Linked DNA regions of Homo sapiens: region 2 is linked to region 1. Evidence: chromatin loops called from intact Hi-C (ENCODE). Cell type or tissue: endothelial cell of umbilical vein. All regions are shown on one strand. Each heading gives the region's core, and the rest is flanking DNA. Links, peaks and the distances in the headings are about the cores only. Region 1 holds the start of LOC105372028 (a long non-coding RNA gene). Region 2 has its middle 160 kb from the start of LINC01915.

What was found. Peaks named below come from ENCODE experiments on the same cell type or tissue, not always from the same donor. Only the 100,000 strongest peaks of a DNase experiment are listed, where the experiment ranks them.
Region 2: a loop joins it to region 1, with 3 times the contacts of the local background. A loop is called at or near these places in 1 of 110 quality-filtered maps.

What each region holds. Positions count from the first base shown.
Region 1 is chr18:24,722,113-24,732,105 of GRCh38, forward strand. LOC105372028 (a long non-coding RNA gene) reads left to right here and starts at 3,669. Exons shown (of 3, transcript NR_134604.1): 1 at 3,669-3,892; 2 at 4,563-4,645. In endothelial cell of umbilical vein, for the core only: a CTCF peak has its summit at 4,774 (motif pointing left); a DNase peak (open chromatin) is centred at 4,769; H3K27me3 peaks cover 278 bases.
Region 2 is chr18:24,780,315-24,790,307 of GRCh38, forward strand. No RefSeq gene overlaps it. Among named protein-coding and RNA genes, the nearest start is that of LINC01915, 160 kb to the left of the region's middle. In endothelial cell of umbilical vein, for the core only: no CTCF peak of the experiment used is centred there; no DNase peak of the experiment used is centred there.

The DNA.
Region 1 (9,993 bases), core at 1,912-6,911:
CCTATACCCCAAGGCAAGCCTGCCTTCTTTGGCAGCAAAATCCCTTTCTAATTACAGCCCGCCTAGGTTGGTATGGCCATATTCTTGCCAATTGAACTGAGGAAGGGGAGCATAGGAACAGCCCAGGCAAGAGGCCACAGACTTCCATCATTCTTGCCCAAAAACTCAATCAGTTTTTGTGTATTAGAATAAATTCTGCTTAATTTATTTTTTGGCTTTGGTAGGTTTCTGCATGCCAAAACAAATTTTTTAAAAGACAATTTTGTCCATTTTATGCTTGTTTTCTCTAAAGGAGGATACCTGACCTCTTCATTATTTCTATTTTCGAGGCAAGGTCTTGCTCTGTCACCTGGGCTGGAATGCAGCAGCATGATCATAGTTCACTACAAACTCAAACTCCTGGGCTCAAGTGATCCCCCACTTCAGCCTCTTGAGTAGCTGAGACTACAGCACACCCACACCTGGCTATTTTTTTGTTATATTTTGTAGAGACAGGGTCTCGCTATGCTGCCCAGACTTGTCTTCAACTCCTGGCTTCAAGTGATTCTCACTCTTTGACCTCCCAAAATACAGGGATTACAGGCATGAGCCACCATGCCTGGCCATTATTTTTATCTTTAAATTTTATAGGTACATAGTAAGTGTATATATTTATGTGGTACTTGAGATATCTTATGTTGCCAATACCAGAAGGTAAAATCTGCTTCTATAATAAATTTGCTAGAAAGTAGTATTTAATAAATATGTGTTGAGCATGATTTGTTGAAAGGCAGACTCTGTGCTGAAAAGCCTTCAGAGCATAATAAACTAAGTATCTCAAGATGCCAGGTTATTCTAGGAACAAAAATAAATGTTTGTCAAGTGAATACATGATCTAAAGCATCAGCCAACTTTTTCTTTGCTTTTATGAGAAATTGAGGAATAATAACCTAGAAACTCTTTTGAAGCTTTTTTTTTTTTTTTTTTTTTTTGATGGAGTCTCGCTCTGTCACCCAGGCTGCAGTGCAGTGGCATGATCTCGGCTCACTGCAACCTCCGCCTCCTGGATTCAAGCAATTCTCCTGCCTCAGCCTCCCCAGTAGCTGGGACTACAGGCACCTGCCACCACGCCCAGCTAATTTTTTGTATTTTTAGTAGAGATGGGGTTTCACTGTGTTTCAATCTCCTGGCCTTGTGATCTGCCTGCCTTGGCCTCCCAAAGTGCTGGGATTACAGGCGTGAGCCACCACGCCTGGCCTGAAGCTTTGTTTTGATAATAAATGTATTGATTTATTTGAGCTATTATATTAGATTCTGCTAAGATAATAAAAATTCCGTACTCTTCTACATCTTAAGAAGCCTTTTGCAGAGGTTCAATATCACTTACTTTTCGTTTACATAAAGAAAGGCAGAGCAATTACAATATAGGTAACCTTTCCCTGTAAAGGTTCTTACCCTCTTCTAGTTCAAATTCTGCATGAGCTTGTTGGAAGTTTTGGTGATATTCACCAAATGTGTCAATAGGATGGTGCTGTGTTTAATTAATAAATGTTTCCATTTAGGGATTAAACAAATTCTAGCTGTGAAGGAAGCCATCTTCATAAAGCCAGGTATTTCTGAATTAGGTTGGTGGATTGGGTTTATTATCTCGCTAAAAGCTTCATTTAATCTGAAACTATACATCAGAGGTCTCAGATTGACAGCCTGGATCCAGCCCACAAACATGTTTTATTTGGCCTGCACAGTGTTCTAACAAACTCTCTTGTTATCATTTAAAAATCAGAGATCTTGTGCAGCAATATAGATTTTCTAATTTGAAGATCTCACAACACAGCTTTGCTTCCCTGAGGCAACAGTTGGCCATCAGCCCTTTAGAAGGTCCTGGAGCTCTGCTCTCCAGCTCACCTCAGTCCTTGCCTAGCCCCACCTGATTCGCTTTTTAATGACCACCTGGCCCTGTAGACATTTGATTTCAAGATTTTTTGGGACTGTGAATTTCTCTAAGGCCAGGTGGCTACCAGGGGGATAAATTGGTCATCAGTGGAGGATTAAGCTGCATGTATTTATCATAAAAGAACTTGGATCAAATAAGAAGTATTTGAGCCAGGTTAGAGAATAATATTCTGCATCCAGAGTATATATCAGTGAAATCATTTAAAACTGAATTTGGAGAGATTTGGATAAAAAGTGTTTGAGCCAGGTTAGGGAATAATTTTTTTCATCCACAGTATATATCAGTGAAATCATTTAAAACTGAATTTGGATAGATAGGAGGAATAAGTTCTAGTGTTCTATGCCAGTGTAGGATGACTATAGTTAACACTAATACATTAAATAGTTTCCAATAGCTAGAAGAAGGATATTGAATGTTCCCAGCACAAAGAAATGATAAATGTTTGAGATAATGGATATGTTAATTACCCTGATCTGATCAATATACATTATATGTATCAAAACACCACTATGTACTCCATAAATATGTACAATCATTATGTCAATTAAAACAATTTAAAAAATTTTTTTAAAAATCTAAAAAGCCAAAATGGGGGTAGATGAAGAATAGCATTGCTGTATCTAAAATAATTAAATTGAAATAATATAACTGCAATGTATTTATTCATTTATTGTTCATTGATTCACAAAATATTTACAGATCGAGTGTTTCTGGTTCACCATCATCTCTCTCTAGGACCTGAAGTTCCTCATATATAATAACCATAATATAATAAGTATTCTATACCTAATAAACTCTCCCATATACATTCTGTGGATAAATAAATGAATGAATTGCATCCATATTATTTCATTGCTCTAGAAAATGAGATAACTTGCTGGGCAAGGTGGCTCACGTCTGTAATCCCAGCACTTTGGGAGGCCGAGGCGGGCGGATCACGAGGTCAGGAGATCGAGACCATCCTGGCTAACATGGTGAAACCCCGTCTCTACTAAAAATACAAAAAAAAAAAAAAAAAAAATTAGCCGGGCGTGGTGGCAGGCGCCTGTAGTCCCAGCTACTAGGGAGGCAGAGGCAGGAGAATGGCGTGAACCTGGGAGGTGGAGCTTGCGGTGAGCCAAGATCGTGCCACTGCACTCCAGCCTGGGCGACAGAGTGAGACTCTGTCTCAAAAAAAAAAAAAAAAAAAGAAAGAAAAAGAAAATGAGATAACTTACTTCCTCAATTTTCCCCCTCCCAGCAACCCTCAAATTTCTATTTTAATTGATTTAAAATTACTATCTAGTGTATTAGTAAATTTTTTCACACTTCGTTAGTGAAAAAAAAAAGAATTTTAAAAAACCAACCTGAAATATTAGACTTTTTACCTGTAACTGGGTCTGAACAATCTAGTTCTCATAAAGCAGAAAAAACCGAAACTTGTGGAAGCAAGCAGCTTATTATCATGAAGAAGACTTCAGCCTTCCAGTTTCTGGATGAAACTAGGGGCAGTAATATTAGAAACCCGAGTGGACCCTTTGCCTGAGAAACATGTTCATCTCTTAGTAATTTGGACTAGAGAGCATGCAAAATATGCATCAATATAAAATCAACTAACACAGATTCCAGGGTCACAAGCCCAAATAACAGTAAGATCTGTAAATATCAAGGAAAACGTAGATTTAAAATTTCAGATCAGATTCATTCCTCCACTCACAGCTTATACATATTGTGGTCAGAAGCTGGAAGTAAGCCTATGCTCTAATTAACTCTGCTCTGGGAGGCGAGGCTCTCACGAGAGAGAGGAGAGAGATGGGGGTGGGGGGTGGAGAGGATTGGGAGCACTTCAGAGAAAAGATCTGAGAGAAAAGCCTGGGACTCTGCCACCCAGCTCCCTGGCCCCTGGGAGAAGCCATGGCAGATATTTGGGATGAGGCAGCATGCTGGTCCCTCAGCAGCATCCTTATCACGTCAGCTGTGGTAAGTGATATTCTTGATACTTGCTGTTTTGCCAGAAGTTAGAATATCGCTTTTCTCTTGAATTGATACATGCTGCTTAGAAGCCACTGGGTTTCTTGGCATGTCTATTTAGAATTACAGATAACCCAGTAAAAATTTTCAAACATCATGTAACATGTATTATCAATCCAGGCACGTGTAGATATTTGGACTCACGGAGACAGAGGAGTGTCATGGAAAAAGCATTGCATCAGGAATCAGGAGGCCTGGGGCCTAATTGAATCTTTGACTCTAATGTGATTTTAGCAAGGGGGCTTAACTGCACGGAGGCACTGTCTTCTCTTCATGGGAGACCATCCCCGATCATTGCTGCTATCTCCATAAATCCCAAAGGGAAATGATACTCAGTCTATTCCAGAGCTGCAAGACTTACAATCTCCCGGTCAGGATTTTTAGGCTCTAATCCATGTAAGAGATCCTGGTCTTTTAGCAGAAATAGAAATGTTCTCAAGTAGGGCACGCTGTTAGAGAATTTTTAAAAATAAATTGGGAAGTCATTGGTAATTTGTAGTAAGAAGAAAGACTTGTTTTATAAATCAAAATGCCAGAGTCTAAAACGAGCAAGAATTCCAATTGCTGACTATGAATATCTGAATACAGCACTACTTTCTAATTGCTTCACTTGCTACAGAGAGAAATAAAACTGTGAGACTGTGAAGTGTATAAAGGATTCTACCGCTCTCCCGGGGCTTGGAGACCCACAGATTGGAGAAAGTAAGTGAGTGTCTTTCTGACCATTGAATCCCTCACTCTCACTGCGAGTTAGAAAGCTCTAAGGACTTTAATGAAACCAGTCTGCACGTCCTAAAAAGTACTGAAACAGCTGGAGAGACAGCGCCACCTCGTGTCCACCTAAAAAAACTCCCTGGCAATCATCTTTGCGGAAATTGGCCCCAGTAACTTCCATGAAATAGGGCAAAGAAAATAAATCCATCAAAGCTGACTGGATAACAGAGAGAAATGCCAGCTGAAAGCATTTTTGACTGTTGATGACTTCAAAAGCCAGGAAACTTAATCCTAGCCTTATGTTTCTTTCTCCGTGCCCAAAAGGCAGCCGAGCTCGTCACTAAACCAGCGGAGGTGAAACAGGTCACTAAGTTTATAATGTAGTTGGTTACTGGCTTTCATTTTTTCTCTGCATCCTGGCAGCAGGATACAGGCAGCTTGTTATAACTTAGAGGGGGCTCCTGGAAAGCCTGCTTGCTGGGTGTATTTCTGTAGGCGTGGGCTCACTGGGAATATTATTACCTCATGGAGTCACGAGTTTAATAGCATTTCTTCCACTTCATTCAGCACAGCACCAAGTTACAGTGACTCTGGCTGCAGCACATTGCAGACACACATTGTTCCCTGCAGCATCACGTCTTCACGGTCCCATGTGGGTCCCAACCGCGCTGCCTGCTCTTGCACACATGCGCCATTCTCACACCTGCAGGCTCTCTGGCGGGGTCTTCTCCACCTCCTACATCCCTAGCTGGTTTGCACCTCTCTCTACCCCTTTTCTCTCCCTTATTCTCCTACCTCCCTCTTCCCGCCGCCTTTCCTTCTACTCTGTCATAATGACTATCATTTGCGGCACCTGCCATCGCTTTGCACATCATTTGCCACTTGAGATATTTCTGCGTCTGTCTCGCAGCTTAGGAGACTGTGGCTCCTGGAGTTGAACACAATCAGGGGAGAGGAGTGCTCTGCTCTCCTCATGCCGCTTGCAGTCTCCTGAAGTCCTTGCCACCGAGGGAGCTTCACTAGCAATTACACTCCTGACCACCCGATGCCCCTCTGGCTCCTCTTAGAAGAGGAGAGGAGTGATTTCATCACCTGGTGAGTTCCTAAGGAGAACAGGGTTTGTGCAGCGCAGTCCCCAATGCCCTGCCCCCTACAGGAGTGAGGCCACCTGCAGACAGCCTGCATCTGGTGCACCTGTTCCTTCTCCCCATCTGTACATTTCACGGGGCCACTCCGTCCCTGTGCTGCAGAGGAATGGGTGGGGGAGGCTGTCCAATCTGGAGGCTCAGGGGTGGAGAAGCCCACCCCACAGATAGAAACCATGACCTCCACCATCAACCCTGTCAGTAATGAAGGTATTTTCATTTCCCACCTCTCTTGCTGCAGACCTTTCATGTGTTCTTCACTGGGACACCTTGAACTCTTAACACTTAGGAAAACATTTTTTTTCTAATCCAGAGCAGAAAGTTTGGAAGTTTAAATTCTAGCTTCACATGATTCAACCCCAAATGAGGTTTTTTTTTTTTTCTTTTTTAATTCGAACCAATTTGCTGCGATGTAGAGAATGTTCTGGATTGGCGATCAGAAGGTACGGGCTCTACACAGGGCTTGGAGCTTTCCAGCTTTGCAGCTTTGAGTGAGAACCTGCTCTAGGCTTCGGTTTCCCCATCATGGCTTCTGTGATTCCAGGATCAAGAGTTGGCCATTTAGAGGTACCAAGAAGAGGTGATGCTCACTTTTTAAGTCCTTCATCTACTTGAAATGAGCTACTGCTTGTTTAACTTTTCTCTTTTTGGAAAAGTTAATGCTTTTTCCAGAGACAGCAAATTCATGGAGCATTTGTCTAGGACTCCCCCCCAATCCCTTCCCCTTCCCCCAGCCTCTATCACAGTTAAGAACAAGCCTCAGGCCTTCTTTATTTGTTGTTATTCACCCCGAGCATGGAGCTGCCAGGATGTTAGATTTTTTTTTTTTGAGCCCAAAATTGGGACACTTGGATTAACAAATTATTTTTTATTTGACTTGTAAATTTGTCCCAAAGTTACCCGCTTTGAATCACATCGAGGTATGCATTTACTACTTTGGCTTTATTGAGAAGAATGACATAATGTGAATTGTGGAGAAACTGTAGAGCTTAAAGTCACCTATAGGAAAGTAGAAGAGGCAGCAGTTCCATGGCCTCTGTTTTGCAAAGACAGGCAAGAATAGGAGGTGAGAAAGGGATGCAGTTTGTCCCCTCCCAACTGCAGCCTCACTCTTCACCTCAACCTCACTCTAGTTTTAAGATATTTTAGTACCATTTTGAGTTATCATTTCCCTTGAAATAATTACTTGCTTCCTAAGACCTTGATACACTGAACACTACCCATACCAGATACAATCTACATTCTGAGTGGCCAACACCATATTTTCATCCCAAGTTCAAGTCCACCTCTCTTGCCACAGAAAAGAATGGGCTCTGTCCTGGACTTACAGGCAAGGGAAGAATTGGAGTGGAATGTGATTCATGGGATGCATGTTGGTTTTGATGCCATTCTAGAAAATTGACAGATATTGGCTCCTTTGTTCCTCCTTTTTTCTTTGGTGAATTCATTTCTCCTCTCTGGTTAATGCCATCTATATGCTGTTAATTCCAAAACTGGTATCTCCATCCTGGACATGTCCTCCAAGTTGCAGATACGTGCGCACACACACACACACACACACACACACACACACTATATATATATATATATATATATATATATTTATAAATATATATGCATATAATTATTGCCTCCTCATCAGGAGGAGGAAACATTTGGATGCCTGACAGGAATCGCAAAGTTAGTAATCCCCAAACTAAGCTCCAGATATTTTCCTCCCATGTCTGCTCTTTCCTAGCCTTCTTCATCTTTCATCTCAAAAAGTGGCTTCTTTCTGGCAGCTTGGGCCAAACCTTGGAGCCGTCTTTGACTGCTCTCTCTCACATCCCGTATCTGATCTGTCACCAAATCTGGTCATCTCCACCTTCCAATTATACCCAGGTTTTGATCATTTTCTTTACTTTCCCTGCTGCTACCTTGGTCTCAGCTGTCCACATCTGTTGCTTGGACATCTACAGTAGCCCCTAGCCAGTCTCCCTTGCTGCCTCCGATCCCTCTCAGCCCAGCAGCTTACATGATCCTGTTAAAACACATCAGATCATAGCACTCTGCTGAAAACCCTTCTGATGGCTGTCTATGTCATTCAGAGTAAAATCTGCTACATTGTACTCTTAGCTGCCTCTGTTTCCTCTCTGCTCTCATCTCCTCATTCTGTTTCTGCTGCATTGATCTCTCTGCTTTTCTTTATGCTAGGCATGCTCTCGCCCCGCATCTGTGCACTGACTGGGTCCTCTGCATGGATGCTCTTTCCTTGGAGTCCATGTCGCTCACGCCCCACCTCCTGCAGCTCTTTGCTCCAATGCGTGGCCCTCCTCTGGCTATTCTAAAATTGCACCCCTCACCACCAATTGTGTCCTTGCCACTATCTCTGCTTTATGCCCTTTGCATTTATTATTGTTTAATATACTCCGTATGCTACTTATTTATACTGTTTTCTCCGGAAGAAGGCAAGCTCTGTTAGGATGGGGTTATTCCCAGCTATGTTCCCAGCAAGTAGATCCAGGTGCTCAGTGAATATTTGTTGAATAATTGAATGAAGATGAGGGACAAATTGCAGATGAGGAGGAGAAAAGGGATGATGTAAGTGTTTCCCCTCATGTGGGCATCTGGAGATTGAGCAGGCAGTCACTCATTTCAGCAACGGCAGGTGGGCTTGTGATGGGGTTGGGGAGGAGGAAGGAGACTCACTGGAGTGTCCTGCTCCAATGGGAGTTAACTCAAAACAGGACCATGTTCAGAAATCAGAAACGATATTACTAGAGGTTTATTTTCTGCTTAGAGTTATTATTTAACTTCATTTGATTGAACAGACATTTACTGAGTAACTGCCTTGCCAGAGTGCTGGAGGCTGAGGGTACAATGGTCTCTGCTCTCATGTAGAGTAAGACTGAGGTGATAAATTCACACATAAATAGATCCTTCAGTATGGAGCAGTGCATGCAGTGCCGAAGCACTCCATCCAGGGTCTACACTTCCTCCTAGTCTCTTCAGTCACTTTCTCCTTTGAATGTTTACCAGCTTGTGGAGGAGAGTATATCTGGACTGGCAGTGGGGGAAGGGAGAAACTGTGCATTTACTCAAGAAGCACCTCATGGATGAGAGCCCTCAGGAAAGGTAATCGAGGACAATCATTGCCATATAGTACTTTGATGGCCTGACCCCCTGTATTAAGAACTTACTGTTTACTTTGAATACATTTTAGAAATTTTCAGTGCCTAGTAACTTCTCTCTGCAAAGGGAAATTAATAAACCCTTCCTTCCACGAGAGGAGTAGTTTAGGGTGTGACTGGGTGAGCCTGTCTTCACCTTGATTCCTGTGCGTAACCTGCAGCTCACCCCTGCTCTGTCACAGCGTCATTTTGGGGTGTGGTTAGTTGTTTGTCTATTCTGTCCTCTCTGGGAGACTGAACTCCTTCTTTAGCGGTTGGCTGGGCACACTGTGGACAGGGAAACTTCCTGAGCAAAACCAGAAGTATTTCTATGACTTGGTGTTTGAAACAAAGACAGCGCTTTGTTGAGAATGAAACATCCTCTTTGGGATTGAGTCTGCTTTTCTCAAGGGTTACTTTGAGCTCAAATGCTTAATCATCCTTCCTCCAGGTGCCAGAGATAATTTTTCCAGAAAGACTTTCCAGGCGTTTCTTCCCCACCACCCACAGTCTGGATCAAATGCCTCCTTCATGTGCCTCAAGCACCCCAAATTTCCTTTGTTCCAGCCCATCCAGAGTCAGACCAAACTTTTAGATGGAGCACAGTCCTCAGTACAGATAGAAGTCTGCCCAAGGCTTCTGACATCAGCCATAAGTTTGGGGGTCTTTGGGGGTACCCTCACTTTAGACCAGCTGGCTACAAATTTAGGGGTCTCCACCCCTCAAGGCCCCCCCAGTCTTGATGATTCATTAGAGAGACTCACAGAAATCCCTGAAAACGCCGTATTTAACCAGGAAGAAGTCTGGGAGGTTTCCAAACTTGAAGCTTCCAGTGTCCTCAGGGATGTGTTACCTTCCCAGCAATGAGTAACAATGCACAGAGAGTATTGCCGAGCAGGGAAGATCTCCCAAGCTCAGCTTCCAGAGTGTTAACTGAGGCTTCATTACATACACTGATTGATTCGCTCATTGGCAGGCAGCTGAACTCAGTCTCCAGGCCTCATCCTTTCCCTGAAGGTCAGGCTGATATCTTAAGACTCAT
Region 2 (9,993 bases), core at 1,801-6,800, 58 kb after region 1:
TTAAAATTTGTTAAGAGGGTAGATCTCATGTCAGTGTGTTTATTACAATAAAAAGGGTAGGTCTCACTGTTATTTTCCAATTGTTCCTATTCATTTCTTTGAGAGTACTTACCACAACGTGCAAATTCATTTAATTCACTTAATTCCTTTTTTATGTGTGCATTGTTATTTTCACTAGAATGAAATCTTCAAGGGGACAAGAGTCTCGTCAATCTTGTCATCATGACAATCCTGGTATCCTGTGAAATGAAAATATGTAGAATGTTTTCACAATATGTTTGAATGAATGGATGAATGAATGAATGAATGAATGAATGAATCCTTATTTCACAAATGAAGATAAGACTTAGGAGGCACATGACTTGCCCAAAATACACACTGAGTGGCAAGCCTGGGTCTCCAATCACATTTTCAAACCCTGCAGTCTGTGCTTTGATTCCACATAACATAGACTTTCATGTTGCCACCTGAAAAGCAGAAAAAGGTAATGTTCTTGAAATCCATTTTTTTACCAGAATCCTATGTACGCTTCCCTTTTCCCTCACCACTAAAACGGGTGGCTTTGCAACACCAGCAGCCTGGCTAGTTTATTCATTTTTCATATTATAAAATGTTATTAAACTGCACCACACAGATAAGTACTAGAAAAATTGCCAGGTTATTTTCCTAACATAAAATTAGCCAATTTGCCTGTGTATGGGATTGGAAGGGATGCAAAGCATCCCATTCAAGTGATTAACCTCTTAGTTAATAAAAGCAACAATTTCATGTGTATAAATAATATAATAAAAGAACATTCATATCAAAGTTATGTAGCCCTCCCCTTCCTGTGTTCATCTCCTTAATTGGTAAATAATTCATCACACTCTGAAATGAATTGTGTTCCCACCCACATTTCTTCATCCAATTATCATGAAATAGGAAAGCAGGCTCTTTCTCCCTTTGGAAGGCATGAGATAATAAAATTGTTCAGGGCTTTCCTGAGCCTGTGCTAGGATAGACATAGAACCCAGCCGGCATGGGCCTTGTCAGGTAACTGAGCAGTGCTTCTTGAGGCTCAGAAGAACTGAGCTTGTCCTTTCAGTTTGACCTCCTGCACCCAAAGTTCATGTATTTGTCTTTCCACTAGAGTGCCCATAAATATTACCTGTTGTGAGTGTGACTTTCAATAGAAGAAAGAGGCTGTGTGAAAGAAGCCAGTTGGCTGAAAATTTTAATATGACTTTTGCATCAAATGAGTTGCACAGATCCATTTTTACAATGCTGATGAGCCACAATTCCTGGACACGGAAATGTCCTTTTATGTTGTAAATTATGTAAGATTATTGCTGAAAGTTTCTTGTGGGAGCTATAATTTTTTCCCCTTTGGACTTCTTCATGTGTGGAAAAAACCCTACATTAGATATAAATTAATATACTCTTGGGCTGATGACCTTTGGTTTTTTGCCTTTTACCTTTAAATTAAGGTAGAATAATGCCCAACATAGTGCAATTTGCCTTTGCAAAACTCTTATATGTATGTCACTATAATTCCCAAGGATGGTCTTGCTAATAAATCCCATTAAAAAATCCCTTTTTTGAATCGTTTTCGTTCCTCTCATGAGTTCTGTTTAGAATTTTATCACTATCATATGCAACAGCTTTAACTTTGTCGTAGATAGATCACAGAGGTTGTGTACTGAACTTACAATAGCAGTGTTTATACCTGGGGTTTCTTTATTTTCCCTCCAATGCATTAGAGTTTTATGGAAAAAGATAAAACAGTTACTGCCTCCTTTACCACAGCTTTTTGAATAGCCTCTTCAGCTTGAAGTTTATGGATGACGAAAAATCATCTTAATTTGCAGATGGTGGAAGCACTGTTTTCTGGGCCTTAGTCTATAGCCAAGCAAAGGGGGAAATGGAAATGTCAGCAGCAGCATTTATGATGGACTCGGTGGGGAAACTTTTCCTTTTGAGTCAAGATGGCGCGAATTACCCAAGTGGGCTGGTGAAATGTTGTGAATGAGATTCAGCCATGAGCTTTCATTCTTCTTCATTGTCAGTTGCTCAATTACAATATTCAGCTTTACCTTTTGTACAATTTGAAGTTGTAGCCTATATTTTTGCTTAAAAATGATAGCTTGAAGACAAGACATTTTAATTCCTCTCTAAAAATGTCCCCTTCTCTTTTCAAATAAATAAGCTATTCTTCACTCTTGCTTGAGAAACGGTATTGTGAAATTCTGGTTATTTCTGCTACTTACGGCTGCTCTACAGAGACAAAGACATTTCTGTAGAAATGAACAATGGGAAAAGAACTATACCGGAATTAGATTGACTGGACTTGCTCAAGCAACTATGTCTTAATCTTAATTAACCAGCTTTTGACATCTGGATGCGGGAATTGCCGGCTCTGTCACATGAGGACTTTATAATCAGTGTCCTAGGGGTGGCTATCCTGAGAATTTTTCTCTGTAGAGTAAATTCTTTCTATCAGACACTGTACACAATATCCCAATCCACAGCAGTGAAACTTTGATCAAGGTCAGGACAAATGGACTTGGAAGAATTTCTAGTTGAGAAGGGCAGCTATTTTTTTCTGTGACTGGCAGGAGAGCAGCTTTTCTTTAATTGGGAAGGGCATACTCTAAGAGCAAGGTGCAGATTTGGGGGTGGTCTTCCCATGGCATGCTGAGCACGAAGGCCTGCCTGTCTAGCCAGACTGATCAGCAGAAACAGCTTTCTTCTCCTCAGATCCATCTCCAATCTGATGATTAGCAGTGCTCAGCTAAGGATTAGAGAAGAGACAGTCTGCTGCCAACAAGCCCTTTTTCTAAGCAAGATCGTGAAACACACAACACTTGTAACATTGATTTTGGTGGCCCTCTCCCAGACCCCCCAGTCTCCCTCCTCCTGCCAGATCTCCACCTCTCTTGGTTGCTTTTTCTCCTTTTGCCTCATCTTCAAAATCTAGCTAGCCATTGTCCTGGTCCTTTAAAAGTCCTGATCTCACCACCTTGATAGTAGAAAGGGACCAGGGAACTAACATGTACCAACCTTCTATGGTAACCAGCCCTTGTTTAAGAAGATACAGCTGTGCTTGCATTTGAGCCGCAGTTACACATATAAGCCATCTCTATTTTACGGATGAGAATACCGCGTTTCCCAGTTGCCTAACAGCACACAGCAAGTAGAGTCAGAATTGGAATAAAGTGTCTCTGACTTCAAGGACTATGCTCACCTTACCCTTTCTACTTCATCCCTGCAAGGTTACATAATTTCTTAAACCCAGTTAAAATTCACTTATTCACATATAACATTTTATAGGATGAAGTTTTCAGTCTGAGACAGGTTGACAGGGGAGAGCTTTCTGATCAGACTAACTTCAGACCCAGAAGGCAGGGAGTCCCTCAAATCCTTCCACATGGCAGGCTGCCTCCTCTGTCTTTACTCATAGGTCCAGTTTTGACAGGGACCAGGTCATGACCCAAAAAAATGTGGCTGATTTTGTATAATTTCTGTTTCATTAGGTGACATTTTGCCCTGCTTTCTGTGACTCTGATATTTCATGTAGATTTACACATTTGCCTTCCTAACTCAGGCCCTATTCATCCACTCCAGAAATTACCTGGACTGCCGTGTTCTGACATAGCCTGGTTCTCCACCAGTGGTCTCACCTAGTGCCCTTTGGCTCTGTTGTAAGTATGTGGTTCATTTGCAATCATGTTTCCATTGTCTCACTGTTGTAATGTTCTAAAACTCTGCCCAGTCTTTTTTCACAGTTCCTTATTCCTTTTTCTGCCCATTACATTTGTGCTATTGGCTCCATCTTCCTTCTCGCATTCTCCAGTATTGACATATACTTTTATTTTTTTATACCTGATGGATGCAACAGGGTGTTAAGTGGGATTTTTCTTGTGGTCTGAGAGCTAGAACCCAAACCCGAGAACAGGTATGCATTAATTGTCTTCATCTTCTAAAGGAATCTGTATTAGTCTGCCCCAGCTCCTTAACAAAGTACCACAGACTGGGTGGCTTATACAACAGACATTTATTTCCTCTCAGTTATGGAGGCTAGAAGTTCAAGATCAAGATGCCAGCAGGGTTAGTTTCTTGTGTGGCCAATGTCCTTGGCTTGCAAACAGGCACATTCTCACTGTCTTTACGTGGTCTTCCCTCTCTGTGTGTCTGTCCTTATCACCTCTTCTTATAAGGGCACCAGTCATATAGAATTAGGGCCCACTCAGTGGCCTCATTTAACCTTAATTACCTCTGTAAAGGCCCAAATCTCCAAATACAGTTACATTCTGAGGTACTGGGGGTTAGGACTTCAACATGTGAATTTTGAGGAGACACCATTCAGTTCATAACAGGATCCAATGGTAAATGTGTCTGGATAGCTCCTTGGGGCTTCTTAAAAGGTAACCATGCTGATGGGGCATGGTGGCTCATGCCTGTAATCCCAGCACTTTGGGAGGCCGAGGCAGGTGGATCACCTGAGGTCAGGAGTTCAAGACCAGCCTGGGCAGCATGGTGAAACCCTGTCACTGCTAAAAATACAAAAATTGGCTGGATGCAGTGGCACATGCCTGTAATCCCAGCTACTCAGGAGGCTGAGGGAGGAGAATCACTTGAGCCTTGGAGGCGGAGGTTGCAGTGAGTCGAGATTGCGCCATTGCACTCCAGCCTGGGTGACAGAATGAGACTCCATCTCAAAAAAAAGAAAGGGACCATGCCTTTTTGTGCTACCTTCACAATCATTCCACCCCACATATATGTAGGAGAAAATCACTGGGTGGGTAAGTGAAGCGGGGACAGGGAGTTGGTCAGCTGGAATGCAGTATTTGTAGTAAAGAGATTTCCTCTTCCTTTCCTGTGGGGGTGCTGACCTCCTTTGCCTACAAGCCGCATGAGGGAAATACCAAGAGTATTACTGGTAAGGATTGGATGTGCCTATAAGGAGTGGTGACTGTCATCCCAGCCCTGGCTCGGTGCTTGCAGAGTCTGCTCTAGTGCTTTCTGGTGGAGAGGAGTAGGTATGAGGAGAAAGCTCTTGAGAAGGTCAGCTACTGTCTTTGAAGTTTGGAGGTCCCCATGACCTAGTGACCATTGCCCATTTTGGTTTCCCTTTAATCTTCAAAGGCACAAAGCTTGCTGGGATAAATAGCATAAAGAGACTGGAAGAAGATGGGGATACCTTTCAAATGCCAATTCCCTGAATCCCTTGGAGGGCACAGAGAATCTGCATTGGTCTCAAGAACTCAAAAGAAGAACCATGGGGATTAAAAAGGAGGCACGAATCATAAAACATTCAGGTGATTAACAAGAGTTAGCTCTGCCTCCTTCCAGAGAGAAGGTTTGGGGGCACTGAAGAGTGGCAGGGACCAAAGAAAGGTGTGACTGTCCACCCTCTCTGAAGGGGTCCTTCTCAGTATTGGGAACTGTCCCAAGAAAACCATGGACACTATTTGCACATGGGGGAGCACTGCACAGAAGATAACCCCAAACCAAGCCAGAGGAAGACCACTCCCAGAAGTCAGCCAATTATATGAGATAATATCTGCTATCTCTTCCATCCTTCTTCCTGACTTCAGCACATGGGATGGGCTAGAGATCTAGATGGAAGAGGAATGTGAGGTGTCCCCAGAACAGACTAGATCCTCCACTCCAACCCTAAGGTTGGGGAGGAAGAGAATTGAGAAGACGATGTAACTGTCCTCTTGAGCTGATGCCTTGCTACCTCTTAGTAAGTGGAAAAATTAAATATCAATTTGGAGAAGAGATCACAATGTTGGACTATACTGGGATGAATATTTAATAGCTGAAAATGCCTGGAAAGCTGTGAGTTTTGCTGGGATATTTGAGGTTGGAAATGGAGATTTGACATCAAGGTGAAGGCAGCAATTTGAGAACAATAAAACCATTGTATCTAAATGCAGTTCAGACCATTCAGTCATAAATTGTATTTGATTGCTGTTGAAAAGCCACAATGAATGTTATTGTTTGGCAAGAATAATTCCGTCGGTCATTCCAAGTCACTGGTTAGATTTTAAGGTACAATTGGATTAAAATAGATAATTAGGAAGCACATTTCTCATTATTCAGGATGGATTTAGCTGATTCACAACTTCAGTTGCAAGAGATTAGACTGCAAAATTAGAGATTAGATTGAAATATATTAGACTGAAAATTTCATTTTTTATTTTAGTTTGCCTTCTCCCAGACAGTGTGTTGACGTGGAAGCTGTCAGGGCTCAGAAGATCTGGGGTCTAATGGCTCCATCCATAACCACCTATATCAAAGCAGTCACATCTTAGGAACTTATGGTATCTTGATTTCTTTCCATTGTTACCCTAATTCAGTAAGCATTCGCAAAGTATCTTATGAGGATAGCGGCTTTAGAATTAGACCATGTAGGTTAGAATCCAGGGGCTATAATTTACTGGCTGTGTGATCTTGGTCAAGCTACTTATCCTTTCTGAGGCACTGTTTTCTCATCTTTAAATGTGGATGTGGCAATTGAACTGGGCCACAAAGAATCAGTAGAATCTCCTCTGTAAATTGGAGTATTTGAACTATGTGATGTTTAAAACCTCTTCAATTCTAAAAGCCTATTCTATATAACCCCACAGGGAAGAGAATGGATTTCAACAGAATCGTGTGGCTTCAGATGATAAAGAAGTAAGAATTTCCAGGTTAGATATCAGATATAATACTTACAGAGGTTCTGGATTTGTCCTCCTAATTAAAAAAATAAACTAGTGACTTGTCTGATTGTATAATTTTGCTATCATTCTGCTGAAAGTTAGAGATGAAGTGAATCAGTAGTTTTCAAACATGAGTCCAAGAATGGGCAGCATTTGATTCACCTGAGGAGGTTTTTATAGTATTATCAAAATCTCTGTATTTGTTGATTTCTTATCTACTTTTTTGGGGTCAATTACTGAGTGTTAAAATCTCCAACTCTAACTGTGGATTTGTCTCATTGTTTTTTACTTCTGACAGTTTTTGCTTCAAGTATTTTGGAACTTTATTATTAGGTGTATACACATTTAGGATTTTTTTCTTGAATTGAACCCTTTTATCATTATGAAATGTCCCTATTTATCTCTGTCTTGTCTTGAAGTATGCTTTGTCTGATACCTATATAGCCACTCCAGCTTCCTCCTGATTAGTGTTTGCATAATACATCCTTTCTATCCTCTTACTTTTAACCAATATGTATCTTTCTGTTTAAAACTTCATCTCTTTTAAACAGTATGCATTTGGGTCTTTTCATCTAGTCTAATAATCTCTGCCTTTTAATTACAGTGATTAATCCATTTAGATATAATGCAATTATTAATGTAATTAGATTTAAGTTTATCATCTTGCTATTTGTTTTCTATTTGTTCCATCTATTGTTTGCCCCTTTTTTTCCTCTCCTTTTCTGCCTGCTTTTGGATTATTTTCAATATTGCATTTTATCTCTACTATTGGTTTATAAGCTATAGATATTTGATTTATTTTTAAAATTGTTGTTCTGGATTACAACGTGCATCCCTAATTTATCAGAATCTACCTTGAATTCCCATTATGCCACTTCCAATATACAGAATTAAAAAATGTATACTTCAATCATACGTTCTGTTATGTATGTTATTGATCTAGTTTGAATTTGTGTCCCCACCCAAATCTCATGTCAAATTGGAGGAGGGGCCTGGTGGGAGGTGGTTGGATCATGGCGGAAGATTTCCCCCTGGCTGTTCTCGTGAGAGTGAGTGAGTTCTCATGAGATCTGATGGTTTAAAAGTGTGTGGCCCTTCCCCCCTTCCTCTTTCTCTCCTGCTACCATGTGAAGAAAGTCTTTGGTTTCCCTTCACCTTCTGCCATGACTGTAAGTTTCCTGAGGCCTCCCAGACATGCTTCCTGTTAAGCCTGTGGAAATGAGTCAATTAAACCTCTTTTCTTCATAAATTACCCAGTCTCAGGTAGTTCTTTATAGCAGTGTGAAAATGGACTAATACAGTTATAAATTATAAAATACATTGTTAATATTTTTACCTTAAACATCAACTATCTAAATAAGGAAATTTTAAAAACAGGCAAAAATATTTTTGTTGGCTCACATATTTATTATTTTTAGGACTTTTCACTTTTTTACATAGAATTGAGTTCTGATATCATTTCACTTCAGCCTGAAGAAATTCCTTTAATAACTTTTGTAGAGCAAGTCTGTTGTTGATAAATTCTCCCAGCTAATGTTTATCTAAAACTATCTTTTTCTGTCACTTTTGAAAGGTAATTTTAGCTGGATATAGAATTCTAGGTTGATACCTATTTCTCTTTTGGCAGTTAAAAGATGCTATCTCATTGTCTTTTGCCTTGCACTATTTCTGAAGAGAAATCACCTTCCATTCTTATCATTGTTGTCCTGACTGTAATATGTCTTTTGTATCTGGATATTTTTAAGATTTTCTCATTATATTTAATGTTCAGTAATATCACTATAATATGCTTAGGGTTTCCTTTTTACCTACTCTTCTTGGGGTCTTTTGAAGCTTCTTGTATCTGTGGGTTGATATCAAATTTGAAATATATTTGGTCATTATTTCTTGTAATACATTTTTTTTCTGCCCCAGTGTCTTTCTAATCTGCCAGAATCTCTCTCTCTCCTTTTATTCTGGTACTCCAATTACACACATGTTAGCCCATTTGATATTATTTACTAGGTCACTGAGGCCCTGTTCATTTTCCCTCCAGTATTTTTCTTTTAGTGTTTAAGTTTGGAGAGTTTCTAATCACCTAAGTGTGCTTATCATCTCTTCTGCAGTCTCCAATGTGTTGTCAAGCTTATCCATTGAAATTTTATTTTCGGATATTATACTAATTCTAAAATTTCCATTTGGTTCTTTATAAACAGTTTCTGTTCCTTTCCATAGAGTCCTTATCTGATTACTCATATATCCACCTTTTCCATTAAATTACTGAATATATTTATAATAGCTGTTTTAAAATAATTTTCTGCTAATTCCAGTAATTAACTGTGTTACCTCTGGGTCTATTTATATTGCTGGGATTTCTCTTAGTTATGAATCACACTTTCTTGCTTTTATGCATGTCTAATAATTTTTATTATGTGTTAGACACTGTGGATATTACATCATTGAAAATATGCCCCCCCCCCATTTCTATAAAGAAAGTTGCATTTTGTACTGTTGGAAAGCTCTTAGTGGTAAAACAGCTTGACCTGTTGAGGCTTGGCTTCAGGCTCTGTTAGAGAGGTCTAGAGTAATCCTACAACTAAGGTCTGGTCTTTTTTGGGTCTTAACAGACCCAAACAGAGTTTTTAGAGCATTCTTTACACTCTGGCTGGTCAGAACTTCAGCATCTCCCAGTCCTGTGCACCTTCAAAATGTCCATTCTGTTCCCAATGCTTTGGTAGCTGTTGTCTGCTAGCTCTCACAGAGTCTAACTTTGTAATTGTACAAATTAATATTTGATCAATAATTTAAGGAAACCCTTATGCAGATTTCTGAGGGTCCATCTATTTGCAGTTATCTGCTCTCTGGTGTTCACACCACACATTCTAATTGTCTCTGCAAATTTAAATTCTATTTGAACTTAGGAATAAAAGGTACCTTAAATAAAAGGCAACATTGTAATTTAAAGATGAATTATATCTCTATAGTTAGAAAAATTTAGCTGTTATTTCTTTCTCCTTAATAATAATTTTCCTGAAATCTGCAAGTTGGCAATATCTTTCCTAGGAATATCATTATTTTGCAGATGATTTCTAATAATAACTACAATTAAAATCTTAGTATAAGTTAGTCACTGTGTTGACTGCTTTCTGTAGGTTATCTCACTTAATTGATACTCCCCTTGATAAGACCTGTGACTGGCTCAATTTTCCTGTACTAATTTATAAGTGTCCCCAGACAGAAAGCCAAGGTGAACGTGGAACTCGGTTTTTTTGTTTTTCTCATTCTCTGTATGTTGTAAAATACATGAAAACATTTACTTCATATA